Regions from separate parts of the Homo sapiens genome. Here region 2 is linked to region 1. A link is a contact called in ENCODE Hi-C or POLR2A ChIA-PET data. All regions are on one chromosome and are shown on one strand. The core of a region is the stretch at or near the end of the contact, and the rest is flanking DNA. Distances in the headings are between cores, read along the strand shown. Region 1 overlaps SND1 (staphylococcal nuclease and tudor domain containing 1). Region 2 overlaps SND1 (staphylococcal nuclease and tudor domain containing 1).

What was found. A loop is a pair of places that touch in the nucleus more often than their neighbours do. ChIA-PET counts read pairs that join two places held with the same protein, here RNA polymerase II (POLR2A). Pooled maps may share reads with other maps.
Region 2: a loop to region 1 is called in a map of dorsolateral prefrontal cortex, with 2.4 times the contacts of the local background. The contact joins two enhancer-like sites. A Hi-C loop is called at or near these places in 1 of 168 maps with a recorded cell type or tissue (dorsolateral prefrontal cortex) and 3 of 50 pooled maps. POLR2A ChIA-PET finds 5 or more read pairs at or near these places in 3 of 52 experiments (H1, OCI-LY7 and naive thymus-derived CD4-positive, alpha-beta T cell).

The regions. Positions count from the first base shown.
Region 1 is chr7:127,942,402-127,946,585 of GRCh38, forward strand. All of the region lies in intron 15 of SND1 (staphylococcal nuclease and tudor domain containing 1), which reads left to right. Among named protein-coding and RNA genes, the nearest start is that of SND1-IT1, 53 kb to the right of the region's middle. RefSeq lists enhancers at 1,043-1,544, 1,545-2,044. Within about 2 kb of position 1,875, at least 2 of the 41 ENCODE cell types and tissues checked have a DNase peak (open chromatin) inside an H3K27ac peak, as active enhancers do.
Region 2 is chr7:127,985,259-127,989,442 of GRCh38, forward strand. The region is part of intron 15 of SND1 (staphylococcal nuclease and tudor domain containing 1); the gene reads left to right. Among named protein-coding and RNA genes, the nearest start is that of SND1-IT1, 10 kb to the right of the region's middle. Within about 2 kb of position 1,898, at least 3 of the 41 ENCODE cell types and tissues checked have a DNase peak (open chromatin) inside an H3K27ac peak, as active enhancers do.

The DNA of each region.
Region 1 (4,184 bases), core at 625-3,124:
TACAATAGCTTCAGCATCTGCATCTCAAGAACTGAATCAGAAATGCACAGTCATAGATCATGGATCTGTGACTGAAGCCTTCCTAGGCTTGCCTCATTGTGCCTAACATAGTGTCTGGTTTCTAGCAGCAGGATGAGGGCAGAAAGCGAGCTCTGGTAGATAGGTCTGTGTTTGTGCCATTTTGCTTTCCTCTGTGAGCTCTAATTTTGGTTCTCTGAGTTCTGTTGCAGAGTTTCTTCCTGTTGGTGAATGCTAACTTTTAAAACATCACATGAAAAATACAGGGAAGTCATACTGGAGGTAAATGTGCATTGTTGTTAGGCAAGCACAAATTCTGCAGTTGATAGAAACTATTTTTATTTCCCCACTTTCTCCCTAAAGGTTTTCTCTGATATAATCTTCATTCTTCTAATAGCTGTTGGAATAACCAAGACACGAAGAGTTGCATTTGATGCTGATAATCCAAGTACAGATGATACATTAATTCAGAACCTGATCCCTTTAAGGAGTCTCATTGCTGCACATGGCATATTATACATTAATAATATGGGGTAATAGCATTCTGAGCCTCTTACGTGGATCCATTTCATGCTATGAGGTTGGCCTCACAGTGAACATTGCCATATCATACTCACTCCTTATTCCCTTAAAGAATACATCTTACTATTGGAATGAGTGCTGGGTGGTTGGTAGCTTTGGTTCCTTCAACACAGTAGCACTTGAGCTGTGCCACTTCACAATCCAGTTCTACTTCATGTTTGATACAGCTTTGTATATTTCTTTTGATTCTATTAATCATTGTAATAATTTCTTACCTGGAATCTATTGATTCATAGTTTCTAAGAAATCCATACACAGCACATCAGAGCTCCAAGTGGGGTCCAAAGTCATGTGAGGGGGTCCTTAGTTCCCACCTCACCTCAATCTTCACATTAGTTCATTTTCCATAAATAAAAATACTCATGAAATTCTTTTGAAAAAGTGATGGGCAGGAGGACAAGACAAAATTGATAAAGAATTGTTACCTATCTCTGTATTTATCCTACGAACGTGGTCCATTTTGGGTCCATTGTTTGCTGTGCCCTTCTGTGTCTTCCATGAAATCCAGGCTCCAGACATAGGCCTTTGTGCTTCAATCTTTAGCTTCTTTTGGTCTCTGTGCCTGTTACCTGGCAAAGTTGTTCTCTAGAAACTGGTCAGCTGTGCCTATGAGGGCAAGTCTAGATCTCGTGGAGGAGATGAGTGGGACTCTAGAGACTTGAGAGAGGTAAGACAGAACAGGAGGTGCCATTGGCTGGCATTACCTGTGCAATCAGATGAAGGTGCATTTGGATGGTGTGGCAGCAGGCACCTAGATGGCACTCGGCACATTCATTTGGTAACGTTTAGAAATTGCTCCTTAACTGTGCTGATGAAAGCAGTTTTGACGAACAACTCAATAAAGAGCCATGGAATCCCACAGAATATGTTTCATTTTTTCATTACATTTGTTAACCCGTTGGAGGGCTGATTGCTGCCAGTCACTCCTCATCCTGCTGAGCTGGTGCCTCAGAGGAGGGCGGATGTGGCTCGACTGCGTTCCCTCAGCTGCCAAGCCATCCAGCCCTCTTGCAGTTCTCTGCATCTACTTCCACTATGCCATTGGCTCCTGACGGAAACCTTGAATTAAGTGGGTTAGAAATAAACTGCTTGAATGCATTTGTGCAGATAGCTTCTCTCACCAGCTATCTGAAGTGCTTTTTGAAATACACGGGAGCCCTTTGTAAGCTGCTTTATAAGCTGTGAAGTCCATTGTTGCTGCTCTCTGCAGCCAGCGTGTCTCTAACCTAAGTAATGTCTACTTGGCTCTGGGCCAGGACTTGGTATTGGAATCTGGCGTAAGCAGCAAAGCCGCCCACCAGAGTCACTAGCAGCTGTTGCAAGTTGGAGGATTTGCAGAAATTGAGATTGCTGTTCCCAGATATTGGCACTTGCCTGGTGATGAATGACCGAGTCTGTGCAAAGGGACTCTGTATGCTTTCCTTCAGCCTTTTATTCTCAGCCCTCTATTGTGGCGCCTGCTCAATGGCCCCGTTGTGGAGGAGGGTGGCTGAATGGAGGGGTGAGTGGCCTGCCTCTACTGTCATTCCCTCCCTCAGTTGGCCTAAACTGAGTCATTAATAATAGCTCTTTGATCCCCTGAACCGGTTCTTGGGGCAGGAATTTCATGGCACATAGCACAAATGCCAAAGGCTAAGAATCCAACCTTGAGAGAATAGAGAAATGAACTTCACCTGAGAGTGAATTGAGCCCTGCATTGATTACTGTAGTGCCCTTTTGCCTTAATCCACCCATCTGCTCCAGAATAGCCAGGGAGGTAAGACCAAGACCAGAAAAGGTCTATTCAGATAAGGGGTAGTGTTTATTTCTGATATGATTGCCCAAGAATGAACTTTTCAGAGGGTAATGCCACCTCGTATAATTTCTTCTTATCACATATTCCCATGCATATTCATATATGCATATGCTGAAACCAGTGTTACAGTGCCATCTTCCTAGAGATTACACTGCAAAGAAACAGCCTCAATTAACTGCCATCCACCCTCCTGACTACATCCCCCTCTATCACTCCCTCTGACATCACTGTTTCATCATCAGATTGTAAGATGCTTGAGGGTAGGGACCTTGTCTGTCTTGTCACTGCTGAACCCACCATAACACTGCCTAGAATAGTGCTTCACCAAGTCAGCACTCACTAGAAAGTTCTTGGATAAATGAATGAGCACTGATGTTTCTTGGCTAACGTTTTGACTCTTTTAAAATTTAGAAAGGCTGTGCGTGGTGGCTCACGCCTGTAATCCCAGCACTTTGGGAGGCCGAGGTGGGCGGATCACGAGGTCAGGAGATCGAGACCATCCTGGCTAACACGGTGAAACCCCGTCTCTACTAAAAATAAAAAAATTAGCCAGACATGGTGGCGGGCACCTGTAGTCCCAGCTACTTGGTAGGCTGAGGCAGGAGAATGGCGTGAACCCAGGAGGCGGAGCTTGCAGTGAGCCGAGATCGCACCACTGCACTCCAGCCTGGGTGACAGAGCGAGACTCCATCTCAAAAAAAAAAAAATTTTTTTTTAGAAAGCAAAATAACCCTACAGTTTCCATAGAGAAAGAGTGCTAGAGCCACAGCAGCCCTGCAATCACATACGGAACCAAACTGGGTGTCTCTCAGGAGAACTGGATTAATTCCTAGATCTGCCCCCAAAGTAACAGAGCCTTGAACAGGTCACAGAGCCTCGCCAGGCCTCAGATTTTTTTCACAGAATAAGTGGTTTGGATTAGGTTTCTCTAAGATTCATTCCACGTCTGAGTTTCTAATAATAGTTTTCACTTAATGAGTACTTACATGCTGTGGATTAACTCATTTGATCCTTACCCACAGTCCTGTGAGGCAGGCACCATTACACTACAGTCTCCATTTTGCAGATGAGAAAACTAAGGCCTGGGAAAGTTAACTCACTTACTAAATAAATAGCAGAGCATATTTTCTTGATCTCCTCATTTAGAACGCAATGCCCTAATTGACATTGAACATATTTATCTCCAGGTAACAAGGGACCTTTCCAATCTTCCCTCCATTCACTGCATCTGCGTGTACTCTCTTATTGGCTAGGAATCAATCTGGTACTGCCTTTCTTTTGGGATGATCAAAAGCAAAGCATAAGAATGGGACAGTGGCAGTGACCCTAAGTAGGAAGTGTAGTAATGAAGGTATGAATTTTTAGTTGTTTGGGGGTTTGGATTTGTTTTATTGTCCCCAGAGATGACACCAATAGGAACATATCTAAGATGAGAGCATGGCTAAGACATGTGATCATAGAGCAAGAGAGAGCAGGTCAGACCTGTGGGATGGGTTTATGAGCTGGGGCATTTATGGATAAATTAAACTTTAGCCCTGAGTAAGCAAAGTCCTAAGCCAGTTATTACTGCTCTGGCACTTCTAATGGGCCCTATGCAACCCTTATAAATTATTCAGCTACTTTATTAATAAAAGACCAAGCAACTTGCCTAGTCCTGGTGATACTTAAGTGTATAGCTTAGAGAGTGCAAGTTAGAGGAATAGAATATTTGCCATCCACCAAGGAATCCTCTTTTCTAATATGGAGGTGAAAGGGTTAAACTGACTACCTTGAAGAGCAGAGTTTTGAG
Region 2 (4,184 bases), core at 648-3,147, 43 kb after region 1:
ATTCTGCCAATAGCTTCCTAGCCATACATGCACTTCTAGCCCGGGCTAGAGTGCAGTGGTACAATCTCAGCTCACTGCAACCTCCACTTCTGGAATTCAAGTGGTTCTCCTGCCTCAGCCTCCTGAGTAGCTGGCCCTACAGGCGCACACCACCACACCCTGCCAATTTTTGTATTTTTAGTAGAGGCGGGGTTTCACCATCTTGGCCAGGCTGGTCTCAAACTCCTGACCTCAAGTGATCCGCCTGCCTTGGCCTCCCAGAGTGCTGGGATTACAGGCTTCAGCCACTGTGCCCGGCCATGTACTATTTCTTAACATTATGCAACATATAGGCCAAATGGCAAATCCAGTCACCAATAACATACCTTTTACAATAGTAGAGTAAAATAATCTTTCCTAGCTGGTAACTAACTTCATGAGCACAAAGTGTTTTCATCATTGAATCCTCATCTTCCACAACAATCCTCATCTTCCTGGCCCAGAGTAGACATTGACAAGCATTAGTTCAATGGAGAGTAGAGGTCTGCTAGATGAGCTGGTGGATTTTTCAGTGTACCCCGTGGACAGAAGGCAGGTTCTGCATGCCTCCTGTGCCACTGTGATGTCTGATGCAGTAGTGAGAACACAGCGGGCATGCAGTAGACACCGTTGACTAATCCTTCAAACTGTTTTTTGTTTCCACTTGAGTTTTGTCTCCTTCAGCTAATGCCTGGTCTCTTAGTGGTGGAATAAGTGCCACTGGGAAGCTGTCACATACTTCCAGCTAAGGCCAATTTGTCACACTTCCCTTAGCTCCCACTGCCCAATAAAGGAAAAAGTGAACACATTCTGAGTCCTGAGACTTAGTTATCATAAAACTCGAAAAAGAGTGTAAAATACTCAGAGCGATACATAAGTTTCACATAGCCATCAATAGAATCTCTTACAGAGCCCATTGTCTTGTCATTAACAAGAATGTGTACTTCTTGTTCCAAAGCTGACTGACCAGAGTATTTGTGTTAATTGACCTAGTTAGTCAATGTCTCTAAATGTATAATTTTTTTAATAGAATGATTGCTCCATAGCCCAGCATTTTGTTGGATATTTATACTCCATGAGTCAAGGCTTGGGTGAGGAATCTCAAAAGGGTATAACCAAAATGGTAAGATTTTGTGTCCAGAGAAGGCCTTGCATATCCTTCATTTTATAGACAGATGAGGCCTGGATAAGTTTAATATTCTATCAGTGGCAGAGCAGAACCCAGAATCATGATGTGCTGATGGCTAGCAATGAATTTTCTCTTCCTAAACTATACAGAGTCAGGCAGAAACCTCTTTTTACTTGATTTTATTTCCTTTTGTTTTGTTTTGTTTTGTTTTGTTTCAAATAGCCATGGCCAACCATTCATATCCCAGAAAGTCTAGAAAAGGTATGAAAAATAATGAGTTTTTGCTTATAGGCAGATGGACCTGTAGAGTTTGAAAGAGGTCAGGAGCAGCAGCCACATGGAGCAGGAGGTGGGGCAGGCATTTGTCTTACCTGCCTCTCCTGTGCCTGCCCTTGTGGAAGTCAGCTGAGTCCCCCCATGGGGGATCTGTCTTTGTTCTGGCACACCCCATGATAGAGAAGGAAAATGCTCAGGAATTTTTGGGATTTTTTTTTAAGTGTAGTGTTTTGTCTTCTTTTGTGTTTATTAAAACAAAATAGTTTGTTTCTTAAAGGCTTGTGTCAGAGGTAAGCTTGGCACTTCTCTTGCACCTGTGGCATTTGAGGCACAGCTGAGTTAATATATCTTTATCAGCAGGCAGCACTGCACTGGTATGTTATCAGAAAAGACAGCTATTGGTGGTAACATGCAGGATCCAGCCAGGCACTTTCTCAACTGGCTGGGGAGAACTTCTGCAGCTCCAGTGATATCTCACTTCATATTTACAGTCTGAGGCCCTGTGTGGCTTGGGAGCGCTCCATTGCTGCCTGTCAGCCTGCCCAGCTGAGCATCAGCAGCCTTGGGTTTGCTTTCTTAGAACCCAACTTTCTTTCCCTTCATCTGTTTTCTTTAACTTTTATTTTTAACGTCCATTTTATTGCATCACCAGCCCAGCAGTGCAGGCATTGCTTGAGGAAAGGTGCAGCATGGATTAGGTTGACTTGCTCCCTGAGCTCTTGGGAGAGGAGGGCACAGCATAATAACTCTGCTCGCTGCCAGCATGTGGCTTCATCTGGCTTTCAGCAGCAACGACAACTGACTTTTTGGCTCAGAATGTTACCATTTGTGTGGTCTCCTCTCTACCAGTGGACAGCATATTTTTTGCTCTGTTCCTTGGTCCCTTAGTACACAAAAGCAAGTCTAGAAACTGGATAAACCCTCAGTTGGAGCACTTTTTTAACTCTGCAAGAAAGCCATCAGGACCTGCCCCGTCCTTCCATCCTTCTGTCTTTACACCTCAGTCAATACCAGTGTTTTTCAAACTGGGTATTTGTCCCACTAGAGGTTTTAAATCAATTCAGTGTCATAGCCGTTTTGTTTTTTTCCTTAATGAAATGGTGAACAGAAGAGAGACTGTCAGTATAACATATACTGACATATATAACTAACATATATAGTCAAGATTAACCATTGTTTTGTGGAAACGTAATAATTGCTAAGCTGGCCTCCAATAAAAATAACCCCCCAAATAAATAAATGAATACATAAATACTGCTCTGCAAAAGGTAATATCAAGATGGCAGAGAAGGAAACCTCAGGAAATGGTCTTCCTGCCTAAATAATTGCACTGGCAGAATCTGCCTGATGTGACTGTTTTGAGACTCTGGAATCTATTGAAGGCTTCTTACTTCCATTGGTTGTCTACAGGTGTTTGTACCCATATGTAAGTGTGTATGTTGGTCACAGTAAGAATAAAAAGTTTGAAAAACGCCCATCTACAGTATCTTCTATCTGTAGATGTAGCTCGGCTCGGCAAATTTCTAATACTCAGACATTCAGATATCATAAAGCCTGTCCTGCTCTCCTGGCCCTGACTTTGTACCTTAGTCTGGGAATAGATTCTGCCTCTGCCTGATGGGAATGGATGTGAATGGATGTTTACTTATTTCCACTTGAAAAAGGGCACAGAAGCACCCTACTTCGGCTTCCTACTCTTGTCGTGCTAGGGCTTAACTGCTGGGAAGTGGACTAGCAACGTAACAAAGGCCCTTCTTTGCCTTTGTGTCTACATGGAGTGACTGGGATTTGGTTTTCACAGGCCCAGAGGACTATCTCATGAAAAATGTTTTGAATATATTTCTGCTTGATTTGTTTAACACCCTGGCCCACTGAGCCATCATGTTTTCTCAATTTAATCACTTGGTGGTCTCCAGGATTCAGGGGAGCAACTGCAATCTCTGAAGCTTCACCAACCTGGTGAGATTTCAGAATACCAAGAGAGTGACAAAGGAGTAGAGTGGTACTCAGTAAGTGAAGCTCGGAAATCTTTTATGCCCTCATAGTGAAAATTCAACCCCTTAGTTCCTGCTGCCCAGTGCAGTACCCTAGCTACATCCCAGTTCTAGTCCCCAGTTCATAGCAGCCCCACCCAACAGCACCCCAGTCCTGTCCTGCCCAAATGGCTGCTAAGAGTCAGAAACAAACTGAACACTTGTTTTAGCATTATGCCTGTTTCTGCAACAATGCTTTTTCTGTGGTTATGTGGCAAGATTGTTCAATGGAATTGTTTATTTTTCTCTCTGATGATTTTGTTCTTGCTTAGTTTGCAGATATAAAAAGAAAAGTGTTTTTGGCTATTGATGTAAAAAACATGGGCCATCTTTCATTCCATTTTTCTCTAGCCTCATCTCTCCCTGTAGGGTTAATCTCAGGCTCCTTGGCTCATGAGTTTATTGCTGTCTTTTACAAAAATACGTTCCACCCCTCCCTTGCAGGCCGGCACTGAAGTGCCAGGAATGAGGCAGCCCTGGTGATCTTCTTTGCCATGTGACACTTGGGTGGGGCCTTCATCTGTCCCATCTTTTCAAGGGTGGCAGAATGGTCCTTGCTGTCACCTCAAGCTGCTGTCCTGTGGCAGTCTTTCTCCTGGCCTAGCATTTTATTTGATGTGGTGTATTCCATTTGTAAGGCCTTGGGGCTCAGAGAGAAAGCTCCGTTCTTTATCTTCTGAAAGCCCAATATATAGCCTATTCCCTTTTTTCTGAGCTTTGTCACCTTG